Regions from separate parts of the Homo sapiens genome. Here region 2 is linked to region 1. Evidence: chromatin contacts called from ENCODE Hi-C data. All regions are on one chromosome and are shown on one strand. The core of a region is the stretch at or near the end of the contact, and the rest is flanking DNA. Distances in the headings are between cores, read along the strand shown. Region 1 has its middle 330 kb from the start of LINC00290. Region 2 overlaps TENM3 (teneurin transmembrane protein 3).

Evidence for each region. A loop is a pair of places that touch in the nucleus more often than their neighbours do. Pooled maps may share reads with other maps.
Region 2: a map of HCT116 shows a loop between it and region 1 (23-fold over the local background). The contact joins two enhancer-like sites. A Hi-C loop is called at or near these places in 1 of 168 maps with a recorded cell type or tissue (HCT116), 2 of 37 single-sample maps with no recorded cell type and 9 of 50 pooled maps.

What each region holds. Positions count from the first base shown.
Region 1 is chr4:180,824,921-180,832,772 of GRCh38, forward strand. No RefSeq gene overlaps it. Among named protein-coding and RNA genes, the nearest start is that of LINC00290, 330 kb to the right of the region's middle. RefSeq lists an enhancer at 2,229-3,428. Within about 2 kb of position 2,876, at least 3 of the 41 ENCODE cell types and tissues checked have a DNase peak (open chromatin) inside an H3K27ac peak, as active enhancers do.
Region 2 is chr4:182,802,669-182,810,520 of GRCh38, forward strand. TENM3 (teneurin transmembrane protein 3) reads left to right here. Exons shown (of 28, transcript NM_001080477.4): 28 at 1-356. Among named protein-coding and RNA genes, the nearest start is that of DCTD, 110 kb to the right of the region's middle. RefSeq lists enhancers at 1,143-1,312, 4,965-5,903, 6,032-6,533 and silencers at 3,726-3,815, 3,836-3,885, 7,178-7,297. Within about 2 kb of position 4,142, at least 5 of the 41 ENCODE cell types and tissues checked have a DNase peak (open chromatin) inside an H3K27ac peak, as active enhancers do.

The DNA of each region.
Region 1 (7,852 bases), core at 1,626-4,125:
AGAAAAGAAAATATGATTTAGGCTTCATTTCCAGGAAGGAGATATAACAGCTTTGGTGATTCGTTAGCAATCTCTGCCACAGACCCTGTGTCTCAGTTCATTTGTGCTGCTATATACCTGCATAATTTATAAATAATAACAATTTATTTCTCATGGTTCTGGAGGCTGGGAAGTCCAAGATCGAGATACTAGCAGACACAGTGTCTGGTGAGCTTGCTATCTGCTTCCAGGATGACATCTTGTTTTATTCTCATAAGGGAGAAAGGCAGAAAGAGCAAAAGGCACTAGGATGCTCTAGTCACCTCTTTTATAAGAGCACTAATCCATTCATGAGGATGGAGCGCTTAGGACCTAATGAGTTCTCAAAAGGCCTCACATTTTAATACTATCATCTTGAGTATTAGGTTCCAACGTAAGAATTTTGGACGGCCGTATGCATTCAGACCATAGCATGGTGTATTCCCAAGTACTGAAATCACTACACTAGGGGAAAATAGTGACCGTATGATTTCAATATTATTGACTGAATTTCCTCACATTTATATTGATCCCAATGAGTATTTAACTCTGTATATGTTGCAGTTATATACTCAAGTGGCTAGTTTATATTAACTTGCTGGCTTTGATTGTAGTTGTGATAGCAAGGTCTCTATGTTTCAATATGTTCTCTATTTTTAACCTCTGATTATAAGGAGTATGAAGGCATCCTTTCAAGGGAAACAGTAAAAGTAAATGAAGTTATTTTGGTTTAATCATGTGCTAGTCCCTATCTTTAATCAGTGGGATAGGCTCCAAGGCCTATAGCTGTGGAAACATCTGAGTGAATTGACAAGTTGGATTCAAAATGTACTATGAATTTATATAAAATTTGTAAATATAATGTTTTAAAAAGTAGAGACATTTTAGTACCTTGAAGACATAAGGTTGCTATCTATCTTTTTAGGCTTTTGTAGTTTTTGTTTTAGAACAAAGGCTCAGATTTCTTTTTCTTTTTTTTTTTTTTTTTTTTTTGTTTTGAGATGGAGTCTCACTCTGTCACCAGGCTGGAGTGCAATGGCATGATCTTGGCTCACTGCAAACTCCGCCTTTGGGGTTCAAGCAATTCTCCTGCCTCAGCCTCCCAAGTAGCTGGGAGTACAGGCGCCTGCCACCACGCCTGGCTAATTTTTGTATTTTTAGTAGAGACGGGGTTTCACCATGTTGGCCAGAGTGGTCTGGATCACTTGACCTCATGATCTGCCCGCCTCGGCCTCCCAAAGTGCTGGGGTTACAGGCGTAATCTTAAATCTTAAAAGTTTAAAATGTCTTCTATTTTTAAATGACTTTCATAACTTTAATGCACTATTTCATTAGGACAGTGATTTGCAAATGTTATCTTTGATTTAAAGTGGTCTTTGTGGTTTTTACTTTTTCTAAGTATTTAAATTTTCTGGTAAAGAAGGGAGGCTTTGTAAGGCCTAGAAACGTGTCTTTATTTTTATTAAGTAGATGGGTTCAAGACAAAATAAGGAGGAAAAGATGGAAGGAAGGAGAGAAATCGTACTACCTTGGACTAAAAATAACATTTGGTGGGTGCAGTTGGCCCATGCCTATAATCCCAGCACTTTGGGAATCAAGGCGGAAGTATAACTTGAAGCAAGGAGTTCAATACCAGCCTGGGCAACAAAGTGAAAATCCCTCTCTATAAAAAAAAATAAGAAGAAGAAGAAGAAGCAAGGCATGGTGGTGTGCACCTGTAGTCCCAGCTACTTGAGGGGCTGAGACCTGAGAATTGCTTGAGCTCAGGAGTTGGAGGATGCAGTGAACCATGATTATGCCACTACACTCCAGCCTGGGTGAAAGAGTGAGACCCTGTCTCTAAATAACAATAATAATAATAATATGCTTTATAAAAAGGAAGGAAAGAAGAGCTGAAAAGAAGCATCTTGGGTGTACTTTCTCTTTCTCCACCACTTTTCTTGTGAGCATAGTCCATAGTTAGTAGAAAACTGACATGCAATAGACATGTGGGATGCTGAGTGGTCTTGTCACCCAACTTCGCCATTTTCACAGAGGCCTAAAGATGCTGCATGTCTTGTTCAAGGCTACACATATTCTTAGTTTGAACCAAATTGCATATTTAATAAGAAATGTTAAATCATTTTTTTTAAGCCAGGGCCAAAAGGACTTGGAAATATTTAGAAAAAGTATATTTTGTATTTGTACATAAAATTCCTACACCTGCCTATAAGCACTCTGTAACTATTTTTCCCTTACTGAAGAATTTAGCTTTTGCTAGAATTTCAAAAGCTACGTAATTATCTGCACACAGTGTCTTGTATCTTGGAACAAATGTTGCAGGAGCTGAGATCTGCCGCTGCTGAGGACTGGGCACTGAAGTTCAGCCACAGTCCAACACGTGAGGTGACTCCTAGGTCAGAAGGAAGCAGAAGGGATGAGGCTGCAGGTCCCAAGGATCTCCCCGTGAGGTGACAATCTGGGTGATATAACAAGCAATGGTGAGATAAAAGGTCACAGGGATGCAGGACACAGTGTGAACCACTCTCTCTCTCTGCTATGTGGAAAAGCTTTCACTTTCACTTTCCCAAGAGAAGAGGGAATTGTCACATCCTTCTTTCCAAGTTGATGTTTCTCTAATTCTTTGCCCCATCCTGTTGTATGTTTTGTGTATCTTATCCCCAAAACTATTCCCACAGCAGCATGTTTAGCTAGTGACTGAGCCCAGTGGGGACAATAATGTATCAGCTGCTTTATTAGAAAAAGGAAGAGTGGGGGGCTGGCAACCAGTTTCCATTTGGGAGGACTCTGTCATGGTGAGTAGACAGGACGATGACTCAGCAGTTATATGATTTTCAGGTTCTGTATCCTGAAATTGTCTGAACATGCAGTAACACATAGATGAGGGCTTACTGACAGATGCGTAGCTTGCACGTACAGTTTCTTTTCTTCCCAGAACTTGTCTAAACATTGGAGTCATTTGTTGCCTTGGGCCTCACTGCCTGAAGCATCTCTCTTCCCTCTGAGTTCCTGACTCCAGCTCCGTCTGGCTGCAGAGCAATCTCAGGTCTGTGTCCTTAGGTGTTTGATTCCAGCCGAGACCTGGCAGAACTTCCTGCCTTCCAGAACCAGCTATGTCAAATACACATCGCGATTATTTTACTGAAGGGGCTTCAGCCACCTCCGCACATTGCTCAGGCTGAGTAAAAAATAGAGACCATTAACTGCGTGTGTACCTTATTACAGAATTAACATTTAATTCTTATGCAGTGTGTGAAAAAATGTATTTCACCTCCAGAATATCCCATATACAATCTTAATTTTAATAGAAAGAATATGCTCTGCTATGTGACGCTTAAGATACTGGGACACACAGTAATATACAACTGATATATGCTGATGTGGCAGGTGTGTTAAGTAATTCAGATATTTTTACAGCAAAATTAAAGCAAATTAATGAAGATTAGTATCTGAGGTTTGCCAATCCTCTTGTATAAATAAAATAAACATGAGGAATATTTACCTTAAATGGAACCTTGAATTTATCACTTGTATCACTTGCAGAAATGAGAATTTGTTAAAATAAATACAGGGCCTATGTCAATGGTAAAAAAAATTAAAATTTTACATTTCTACTTGTAAGAGCATAATTCCTTTCAAGAATAAATAAGTAGCACATTGTATCTGGACAACTAGGTGGCGCTGGTGTATTATCCTTTCAATCCCAGAAAAGCAAATTCAAATATCATCTTATATATTCCAGCTCAGTGGTCAGACATGCATGTGATCCTCAGCTGCACGTTTCAGTGGTAATTTAGAAGAGACTCATGAGTGAATATTGGAAGTGCTGTCACTCTGCAGGGAACACTAACTACTCTCTAGCTTCCCATTGGCATGTTGCAGATACAGACCTTGAATTCAGAATCTTACTTTTAAAATTTCTAGAAAATCTGGTATTCTTCTGAAGGTAGGAAGCATTTTGAATTAAAAATGTCTTTGGAAATGTGGATCCTTACAGATACCAGAATATTTAAGAGAGATTATTCAAAGCAATTTTGTTACCATCAGAGGTTTTAAAAATGAAATTTCACAGGACACAGCCAAAGGGACGCTTGTAAGTAATTAGATCCTACATAAAGACAGTATTTAAATTTCAAATGTAGACTTGCGAAATTACATAATAACATCAGGTACTTGTGTCATTCTAATGGTTTTAGGCGCTGTTTAAGTACTTTGCATATATTAACTCAATTATTCCCACAACAGCCTTTGAAGTATTGGATGAAGTTACTGGGAAACGGAGAGAAGCGGTAACTTGCCCAGTGCCAAGCAGCTACAAGTTCTGGGACAGAGCTTCAAATACAAGAGAATTTTCTGTCTTGGTCACTATTCTTTCCACATTGCCTCTTAAACAGCCTGCATAAACACTTCTTTAAACAATTTTAGTGTGACACAGATGCTTACAGTGCAAAATTAAAATAAACTTAACAGATAAATTAGAATTGGACATTTGTCTGATAGCAACATGATAGCTATAAGATCAATAACTTTCCGTCACAGAAATAATATAGAATTTAAACTTTACTTGCATATAATCTAGATAGAAAAATTTGCATATAAGAAAAAGAGTGTGAGACACATCAGGAAATGTATCAAGATACTGTTGAACTGGCTCATTTAAAACCTGAATACCCAGGGGACATCACCAATATTGTCCTCAGATAATGATGTAGAAATGCATTTCCTTGAATATATGCTTATCTTTATTTTCATCAGTAGGATCCATGAGAAATAATGAAAAGGAATCTTTTGTTAAAAGATAAGTACAGGTGTCTTCGAAGTAGTTCAACATGCCATGGGCAAACCTTTACTGAGTACTTAAATAAAGCAGAGATTATGCCATGGAAAGCATGAGAACTGAAAAGAATATGGCTGTCTTAGTTTTCTACTGCTGCGTAACATATTACCATATTTAGCAGCTTAGAACTGCACCCATTTATTAGCTCACAATTCTACAGATGAGAAGTCCAGAAGTCCTGGACCCTCTGCTTTAGGGTCTCACATAGCCACACTCAGGGGTTGGGCTAGCCTGAGTTCTTACCTGGGAATCTGGAGAAGAGTCAGTCAATTCAGTTGCCGGCAGAATTCAGTCATGTGCAGCTGTAGGATTGAGGTCCCTGTTTCTTTGCTGGCTATTGACCAGGAGCTGTTGTCAGCTTCTGGAGGCCACCTATATTCCCAGGCTTGTGGGCCTTCCATTTTCAAAGCCAGCAATGCCACGTCAAATCCTTCCTATGCTTTGAATCTTCCTGACTTCCCATCATGCCGCTGTCATCACCTTTTAAAGGATGTGTGTGCTTAAGTGAGGCACATGCCAGTTAATCATGGTATTTTAAGGCAACCTGATTTGGGACTTTAATTACAACAACAGAACCTCTGCAGTGCGTAGATGACTGTTTGAGTTACCAGAAGATAGGAATATTAGGGAGTCATCTTTGGAATTCTGACCCACATCATCAATGGCTACACCATCAAGAGGCACATTTTGTTCATCTTATGATTCCTTGTCAGTGGACACACTTTTCCTAATGTCAAGGTGACTATTGACGTGGATAATGAACTTGGAGATTAAGCCAGAATATAGTAATAACCACCATGAATTAAGTACATGGAATATGCTTGGTGTCTCAAACACACTTTCTCCTTTGATCCTCACACAACACTTCAAGTATAAAGCTGAGCTTCATAGACTTTCTGCAACTTGCTAACATCAGACAGCCAGTAAATGAGGGAGCCAAACTTCAAGAAAAGAACTGTATGAACACAGTGTCTGTGCTTTTTGCAGCACAGCATGAAGGAAAAAGGATCTGAGAGTCTTGTCCTTGAGAAGAAAGTTACACTTCAAGCAGAAAGATTAAATAAAATTTGTTATGCAACATCAATATGATTAATGATTCATTACAGATAGTATAAAATGTTTTATATGTATGTACCTGTTATTCCATGTTCATTTTTATCACACTAATTAAGAAAGTTTTATATATAATGTGTATATGTGTATGTTTTATATATAAAGTATATAATGGAAATTAAGATTAATTCAAAGATGCTAGAAGCAGCTATAGAATAATTATTGAGATGGGATTTTATCAGGAATGGGGAAGCCTGAAGGGAATCTAAAACATTTGCTTGCAGATATGGTGACCTTAAATTTGTTTGTTCTACCTTCAAACACCAGTTTGAAGGGCACCGTTTTAAATTGGGGTGTCATACTTAGAGCCCATTTTTAAAGAAAGCAGCACCTCAGAGGGTTAATTTCTAATAAACATTTGAAACAGCTCCTCTCATACTGATGGATAAAACTCTGTCCTGTCAAATGTATGAACTACAGAACCATGAATCTCCTATCAAAAGAAGTTTTTAGACTTGTGCTAATGGATTTAATCTTACCACTCATGATGTGGTTCTCAAAAGTGATGATGGTGAGAAGATCCTAAAAGGGGTGGAACTTAGGAAATCCAGTTGGGAATTTAAGTTCTAGGATAAAATAAGAATGTTCATTGTCTTAGTTTATTTGTGCTGCTGTAACAAACTACCTTAGACTGGGTAATGTATAAAGAACAGAAATGTATTTCTCACGATTCTGGAGGCTGGGAAGTTGAAGACCAAGGTACCAGCAGATTTGGTGTGTGGTGAAGCCTTGCTCTCTGCTTCACAGGTGGCCCCTCCTACTGAGTCCTCACTTGGTGGAGGGGGTGAATGCTGTGTCCTCACATGGGGGAAGGACGGAAGGGCAAAAGGGACAAAATTGCTTCATCAAGCCCTTTTATAAGGACATTAATCCCTCATGGAGATATAAGAGCCCTCATGCCTACTAATCGTCTCTCTAAGGCCTTACTTAACACCGTCACCTTGGGGGTTATGTTCCAACATATGAATTTTGGAGGAACACATGCATCCAAACTATGGCACTGGTCATGACGACCGCCACTGCTAATAGTATCATGTATTAAATATTCATGTCGGCTAGTCAACTGAGTTAAGAGAATATTTCTAGACCACTATGTAAAAAATGATACTGTTCCTATTTTGGAGATGAGGAAATGTGAGATCAAGAAACTGTCACTTTCTCAAGCTCTCATAGCAACTAATTGACAAAGCTGGAATTCGAGCTTAGCAGGGTAATTGTGTTTTTCAAAAGTGTTGTTTTTTCTCCTATGTCATTGGGCCTCTCCGCAATTTAGCTTTGTCCAGAAATATCTGACATCCTGAAAGTGCTCTTGGTTTATGTGTGACTCACGTAGGACATACACAATGTCTTGCCTTTTTTTTTCCTACTGCCATTACTTTTAAATGAGCCCAGCCAAATGCCCTGTATGGCCACCTAGTGGGCCATGTGTCAGTGACATCTGAGAGCAGGGTTAATACTTGATGGTGGAAAATAACTTTTGTGCATGTGGAATTAAGTAATCAAACTGGTGATCCTGTCCTTATGAATACAGTACTCCTCCCTATATGATTAAATAGTCCAAAGTGATTGAAAACTATTTGTCATACTTTAGTAGTAGACAAAGAGTGGTAGAATGATTTTTTTTGTTCTTAATGATTCCAAAACCACATATGAGATATGAAGAAAACAGATGCAGAAAATTCTGAGTAAGGTAAGGAGTAAGATTCTTAGACGTGAGAAACTGGCAACCTAGATCTCCCAGGTGAGTAAGACAAACAAATATCAGTGTAGGACAAGCTAAGTAAAAGAAATATATCTATGGGTTAGAAACAATCTAAGCAAATTAACTATAAATTATTGCAGAGGAACTAATTGTTATGTGGCTTAATAAACTTAGGATATAAT
Region 2 (7,852 bases), core at 2,892-5,391, 2.0 Mb after region 1:
CCTGTTAGTAGGTATAATGAGCCTATTTCTTTCTAAAAAGACTTGTGATCTGGACATGCTTTTACAAGAAATAGTGACCTTGGGGAATATGTAAACAAAAGACCTTTTTCTAAGAGTTGGGAGGGGGTGGGGGACTGTATAATGAAAAGAATTAGCTTACAAAAAAGAAATTGATATTCAAAGTATTTTAGGCAAAGCCAGTCAAAATGCTTTCATGATATTTTGAGATGTAAATTTTGTCTGATTTGTATTGTTCTTTTCATTTGCCTTCTTAACTTTATATGTGACCTGAATTTTCCATAACTTGATGACTATAGATTGCACCTAGGCATTCCAATAAAAGCCAACCCAATGTGTGTGTGTTTTTATATTTTTTCAAGTCTTGGGCTAGCCAGCATTGCTTTTGTGTTTAACGTGGAGGACGCAAATAGATGCAGTTGTTGGGGAATTGATTCATCTGCAACCCAGTTGGTAGTATCTTTTTTTTTTTTTTTTTTGTCCATTGGCCAGACTGCTGGCTCAGCAGAGTGAACTTCACAGGGGACTCTCCCATGGCCTACTTTAGAAAAACAGTAAACACACCCCCACAAAGCCAAACACGCTAACTGTAAAGAAGAGTTTACAAAAATACCACCCATTACTACTTGAGAGCAGGCCTCATTCCTGTGATCCTGGCAATAAGTGTGCTTAATTAAAACACTTGATTAGAATAATCAGTTTGGGCCTGGTAGGCTTGCAGCCTCCTGGAGATGTCTAAATCTACATATAGACCGGCTGATTAGAAGATGCTTAGTTCAGCAATTCTGGCCGGCAGGCCAGGGCTTTGATTTTAGTCGGAAGAGGCAGACTTCATCACACTTGCTTTCTAGTGACAACCTCAACTGCATAACGTGTTGATCCAGCAAGAATCAGGTCATTCCACTTGGCAAACTGGTCTGTTTTCTTCTCCTCGAATTAGACTTTAACATGATCAAAACGGAATTCCAGAAAAACAGGCGAAGTACTGCTTTCCTTCTCTACAGTCTTTTCCTTAAAAGTAATGTCTGAACAAATGCAAATAAAAATGGTGCCGGTAAAAATTATACCTTAGAAAAAATAATCTGAATATGGGATATGCTGCTGCCACATCCCGTGAAATTTGTCTTTACATTCACCACACATATCCTAACAGTTGCATGGGGTTCTAACTGCCAGACCGCAACAGAAGGGCAGCACCTGACTGTAAGTACTTCAAAATCAGGACCAGTCCTCAAGCGCTTGAAAAGATGAGGAGAGGAGCTGGAGGTTACAACGAGCTATGATCGCAGCACTGCTCTCCGGCCTGAGCGACACAAGACCCAGTCTCTTAAAAAAAAAAAAAAAAAAAGTTTTTTAATGAAAGAATGCCGTTGATGCTTTCCCTATCCGTGCCCACTCTTCACTCCGTTCACCATCTTTTCTTTCTCCTTTTGCCCTGGGCTACTCCTGAATGCAGTTGTTTCTCTCGCCTGCTGACAGCAAATCAGCTGTCCGAGGTGCTTTTGGAAAGGAGGGATTCAAGAGAGGAAGCCAGAAGGCACTGATCCACATCATGTTCTGTCTGGGTAAAACCACCCGGGCAGTGCTCACAGCCGCTCGCTTGCTGTTGTACAGAGGAGGACAAGGTCCACCTGGACCAAGAACTGCCACCACCCATCTGGCCGGGGCGGGGTGGGTATCATTTGATCTCCAGCAGAGTGGGGTGAGTCTGCCCCTGGGAAGCCTCGAAGGGCAACATATTAAGATCTCACCCTTCCATAGATACCCAAATTTCCTCCCACTTTCCTTCAAGGAGTGATCTGATTCCAGCATCCCAGTCCACAAAATGCATCCCCATTCCAGAAGCTGGAGGTGGAATGGAATTACAGAAATGAGTTGTCCAAGTTCACAGAAGTGGCTTAAGTTAAGGTGAGCAGAGATTCCCTTTGCTAGTACCCTCCACTACATCACAGCCTCCTCATAACGCTCCCCGGGAAGATACCGCAAATACTCCTTACCGCCCCCCTTCCCATGGGCACTTGATCTTTCCAAAGCTGCCATCATTTACAGCCAGGACTAGCATTTTTCATTCTATAACGATCCGCCGACACTAAACAAAACAGATGCCTTGAGTGCCCCCTCTGCCTGCCAGTATTTCTAGCTCCTCACGCCCTTCTGTGTAGGTAAGCCAAGTTTGACTCTCCATCATTTCCAAAAGAAAGACCATTGGGCTGTTTACCTAGATTTTCCATAAGTTATTCATCTGGCTTTGAACATCCTACTAGACCCATGAAAAAATAAAATAAAAATGAGTTATAACTCATTATCACCCATTTTAACCACAGAGTTAAGCCAGAGTACCAAACAGGTACTGATAAGCCATTTGAATTTTCTACCTTCTCATTTAAGCCACATAATGAATGTCCTCTGTTTGCCAGACTTCTCATTTGCTGTTCACCACCCCTGCAAGCAATGGTCTCTTGATGTTAGTTAATTACTAATAACTTTTAGGTAAATTGAGTAAACCTTTTCATTTATGAACCGACTTAGAATCCTGTCGTGGAGGAATACGGGATTCCTAGAGTCCCGTGGATAGAGAATTTACTATCAACCGATTCTAAGCCTAGAGTAACATCATTATTCAGTTTAGAGTTAATGGGTTCCTCAAAGCAAATTTAATAAATCCTTCTGGGATCTAAGCTCAGGAAAATTAAAATTAGAAGCATAAATTGTCACTTTTAGGGCAAGAGACTGGCTTGGTAACAGTCCCCCTGCTTACAGGGTGAATTGTGAGCTACGCTTAGCCCTGGCCACAGGCATTCATCCTGTATTATGCAGGGAAATCTCGTTCTTCCACCTGTGTGCAGAGATTTCCTGAATTCCAGCCACAGCGGCCATTTCTCTATGGCATAGCTCGCTGCACACAACTGTCAGGATTTACAAGCGGTCCGCTGGGTCAAAATGAATTTTTAAAAATGTTCACAAGTGAACTCTATCAGGGGAGAGTGCGGGGAGCATAAATGCCCAAGGACTTAAAATGACAAATTCTCGGGCGTGACTGAAAGGCTGAAAATGGGGCGCTCAGTGGAGGTCGGTGAGGAGGCTCACCAGGCTCTCTTCAACCTGGAGTTCTTCTGCACCGTGGTTAATGACCGTAGGCTGGAGACTGCCCCATCCCACACCTTCCTCCCACACGAACACTAGGGAAAGTCTAGTCTGCCTGTTCCAGAGAAAATTCTGCAAAAATCGTCCCCAGAACTATCTTTGCATCCACGATGCTCGCTCTCTCTCTCTCTCTCTCTCGCTCTCTCTCGTTGCAATGGGTCAGGTTGAATCTAACCCTCTCTGTCCTTTAAGGCTTGGAAGGAATGCCATAGGGCTCCCTCGGTGGGCCAGGGCGACGTTGATGACTCAGGATCTCAAAAGGACCTAGAGCCAGTCTGTCATCCCCAGTTTCTTAATTTATTGACAAAAGGTAACGAACAAGCAGATTGTAAAATATCTTTATTCAGCTATGACATGATTTCCAAGCTCAAAAAAAAAAAAAAAAAAAAAAAATCAAGCCTGGCGTTTAACTTCAGTCTGGAGCATTGACAGGTGACAGGTCACTGCAGAACACAGAGGTGACCCAAGGCAGAGAACGGGAGGTAGCGAGAGGAAGACGACACCCTTCCCTGAGTCCTCCCTCATCTGGGGCTTCCCTCTGGCCTTCCCCTGGGGTTCCTGGGACTCGGCTTCTGCGGACATGGAAAAGCCGTCCCAACATCCGGCGGCCCCGTGGGCAGGGGTCCTGGGACGCCCCCTCCTGCATCCCCGGGCGGGCCCTGCAGGGGATGGCGGCGATTTCAGGAAGGGCTCCGGCGCCCCCTAGTGACGCGCGGCTGTGGTAGGGAAAGTCCTGCACGCCAAAAGGGCAGTTCCCGGGCCAGAAACCGAGGTGAAACCGAAGAGAAGGCGCCGCCGCTCGCCGCTCGCCACTCTCCACCCCAACCGCGGCGGGGCCGGCTCTCTGACCCTCTCTTCCCCACCTCTGCTCTGCCCTCCGAGTTTCACACTTAAAGCGGAGACTTCTGCTTCAGCACCGCCGCACCGAGGCCTGGGCCCTGCCAAAGTGGCTCGGGTAAGATTTCCCTGCACGTCGAGCAGACACTGTCATGCCGCGTTGCTCTCACTCACAGATCGAAATAAGGCCCTTCCTCCCGGGAATCGTCCGCGGGCTGAGTTCCGCAGCGCCTGAAAACAGTGATTTCTGAACTATCATATTGTTTCCCTTTTACTTTTCATGTTAACAGTCCTGTCGCTGGAAAGAATGTCCCGGAAGAACGGATCACTTAAATTCAGAGTGGCATTTTTATTTCTGAGGGAGCTGGGCTCTCACGGAACGTGCTGGAGTGACAGCCTGGAAGAGCGAAAGCCGCCCCCCCTCCCGCTTCCCCGCAGCTCCCCAGCCGCCTCGGCCTGGCCTCCCTGCAGCGGTGACATCCAGTCTCCCTCCTCTACCCAAGCCTGCGGCAGCCACGAAAGCCACCGCGGCGCAGAAGTGGGGAGGGATTCAACCTTTTGCCCCTGGGTTGTCGCCCAGAGAAGCCAATGGATGCTAATCTCATATAGCAGCCTGTTTGCTGGTGTCCTGCCTTCAGAAACCGGCCGTGAGTGAGCCCGCTGGCATTTTGGGAGGCCAATATATAGGCCCTTTTTCCTACCCGGGTTCTCGCTGAAATGAGTAAGGCCGGAGATGGCTCAGGAAAGCCAAAATATCACCTAGATAAAGGCCGGGTTGGGAAGCAGCAGGCACAGCTGCATGGGAAATCCCAAAGGGCCACTAACGGGACACCAAGATAGATCAGCCAGGCGCTGGCAGCAGTGGCAGGATGACGGGAGAGGCCCTGCTCCCTGAGCTGGAGCCCAGCGTGCCCATGCCCAGTTCGTTCCTCCCCACTCACCAGGAGGGCAAAGCGCTCCCCTGCCCACTGGGAGCCGGGATGACCAGGAGGCCCGGAGTGAGATATCTGTCTCTCTCTCTCTCTCTGTCACACACACACACACACACAGACACACACACACACACACACACACACACACATATATCACCAAGGAGGCTGTGGGCTGTGGCACTAGGAGAAATATTGCACCAGGTCTGGAGCCCCGGGTTTGCGGATGCTGCCCCCACCGCCTGTGGCCTTCAGCCAGGTTGCTTCCCGCCCTGGGCCTCTGCCGAAGCCAGAGGCAGGGGCTCTCCACCGGCAGCAGCGAGCGCCTCGCCTGCTGTGACAACTCTGTCTGGCTCTGGGGCTGCTCGGGAACCCGGTCCTAAACACAAGTTCTTGGGTCGTAAGCACAGGCTGGCAGTCCCAGATCGGGAGGCCCCATGCATCTGCTCCCGACCTGAGTCCCTCGCCCTGGCTCCCACTCCGCCACCCCATGGCGCTGCCTGCGAGAGGCGCCGGAGCCAGGCTCTGGCCTTTTCCGAGGCGGCTGCCTGCCGGTTCCTCTCGCGCCTGTTACACGGCGGACGGCAGGCTCCCGGGCTCTTGTAAATCAAAGGGCAACAGGACTCGCCTCGCCACCACTCAGGCTCTTTCTGCGGCCTCTGCCAATTAGTGCTCCAGTTAATCACACTTAGCAACTCCCTGGAGAAGCAGCGAAGCCGGGAGGAGCCCAGCGTGGGAGACCCCCTCAGGCTGGCTCTGCCGAGACGGAGATGACCACTGGCCTCTGCGCCTTGGTTTCCCCATCTTTACAGTGAACCCAGACCTTGGTCCCCAGCCGCCCCTCCCCACTTCCCGTGCCAAGACGCTGCATGTGTGTGCACACACACACGCATCTGTGTACGCATGTGTGCATGTGTGTGTGCATGTGCGTGTGTGCCTGCAAGTGCGTGTATGTGTGCATTTCTGTGTGTGTGTGCGTGTGCATATGTGTGGGGTGTGTGCACGTGTGTGAGTATATGCATGTGAGTGTGCACACGTGTATGTGTGCCTTTGTGTATGTGTGTGTGCACGCACATGTGGGTGGGTGTGTGCGTGTGGATGTGAGTACGTAATGTGCGCGCACATGTGTGAGTGTATGCATGTGAGTGTGCACGTATGTGTATGTGTGTTTGCGTATGTGTGCACGTGTGCATGTGGGGGTGTGCGTGTGTGGATGTGTGTACATAACGTGTGTGTGCATGTGTGAGTGTATGCATGTGAGTGTGCACGTATGTGTATGTGTGTGTTTGCATATGTGTGCACGTGCTGTGGGTGTGTGCATGTGCACGCATGTGTGTGCATGTGCGTGTGTGCAGGCATGTGTGCATGTGTGCATGTGCGTGTGTGTGCATGTGTGTTTGTGCATGTGTGTGTGCATGTGTATGTGTGTGGACAGAAAAAGCTAGAAGAAAGAGCCCATGGTGATATCAAGGCTACCACCCAGACGTCTTTCACCATCTCCTGGGAAAGTCCCCGAGCTGCGGGAACCCCAGCCACAAAGCTCAGCCACATGAAGAGGCCCCAGGACGGGAAGGGGGTTGCTCTCCCTGCAGCCCCCACCCACCAGGGAGGGAAGTGGCGAGCAGGGCTCCCTGGCACCTCCTCACACTTCCTGCAGGACAGAGCCTAGTAGCTGCCCTGTCCCCACCCCAGAGCTCACTGCTCGCCGTTTGAAGATGATGCAGCCTGACTCTCGGGCGTGAGTATTTGTAACCGCACAGGAAATGACACGGAGCATGGCAACCTGCAAACACAGCCCTGCCAGCATCCCATGCTTTGCCCTGCTCCAGAAAAGGAAACTCGAGGAGGAAGGAAGTGGGCAGAGGAGACAGCACAGGGTCCCTGGGTCCATGCCTGATGGTGCCCAATGTTGTCCCCCTTTTTCTGGCAGCCTTAAAGGCTAGAACTGGACTGAACCCCAAGGGCACGCCTCACCAGTTCTCCCTCCTGGGCCCTGCCTGGTCCCTGGCGGCATCAGGCCTCGCTGGTCATCAAGTTCAAGACCCTGGCAGTGAGGGTGCCCAAAATGGTGGCCCCCTGAAAACAGGCCAAGTCCAGTGCCAAGGCAAGTGAAAGGGTTCTGCCTCACAGTAAAAACCACCCCATATTGGTGGTTTTGCCCTGCCATTTCATAGTCCCCCAGCCCCACAAAAAGACAAGGATCCTTTCTACTTCTGCCCACAGTCACTTGTGAGAGCCAGGGCCATGACCCAACCCTGAGTCTGTCACCACCCCCACACCTTCCCAGGGATCCTGGGCAGGGACAGGTGGAATGCAGGCAGGGCAGGAGCATCCCCGAGAGGGCCCTCCAGGGGGAGCACTGCTTACTTTACACCCTCACCATACACACTCACACCACACACACACACACCACCACACACACCACATACACACACACCACATACACACATATCAGATACACACCACACACACCATCACATACACACACACACTCTCACCACACAACACACACGCCCTCACAACACACACACACATCACTACACACACCTCCTCACCACACACATACACCACACACACACAGACCCCACACAAATATGCACAACACACATGCACACCACACAATCACACACCATCTCACCACACACTTACCAACACATACCATCACCACACACACACCATACAAACACACACACACACCATACAAACACACATACACCACACACATATGCTATCACAACACACATACACACCCTCACCACACACACCAACACACAGCACACACACATACCATCACTACACAGACACACCCTCACCACATACATACCACACACACACACCCTCACCACATACATACGACACACGCACACACCATCACCACACACAAATACACTCACCATGCACACTCCCTATCACCACACCCACCA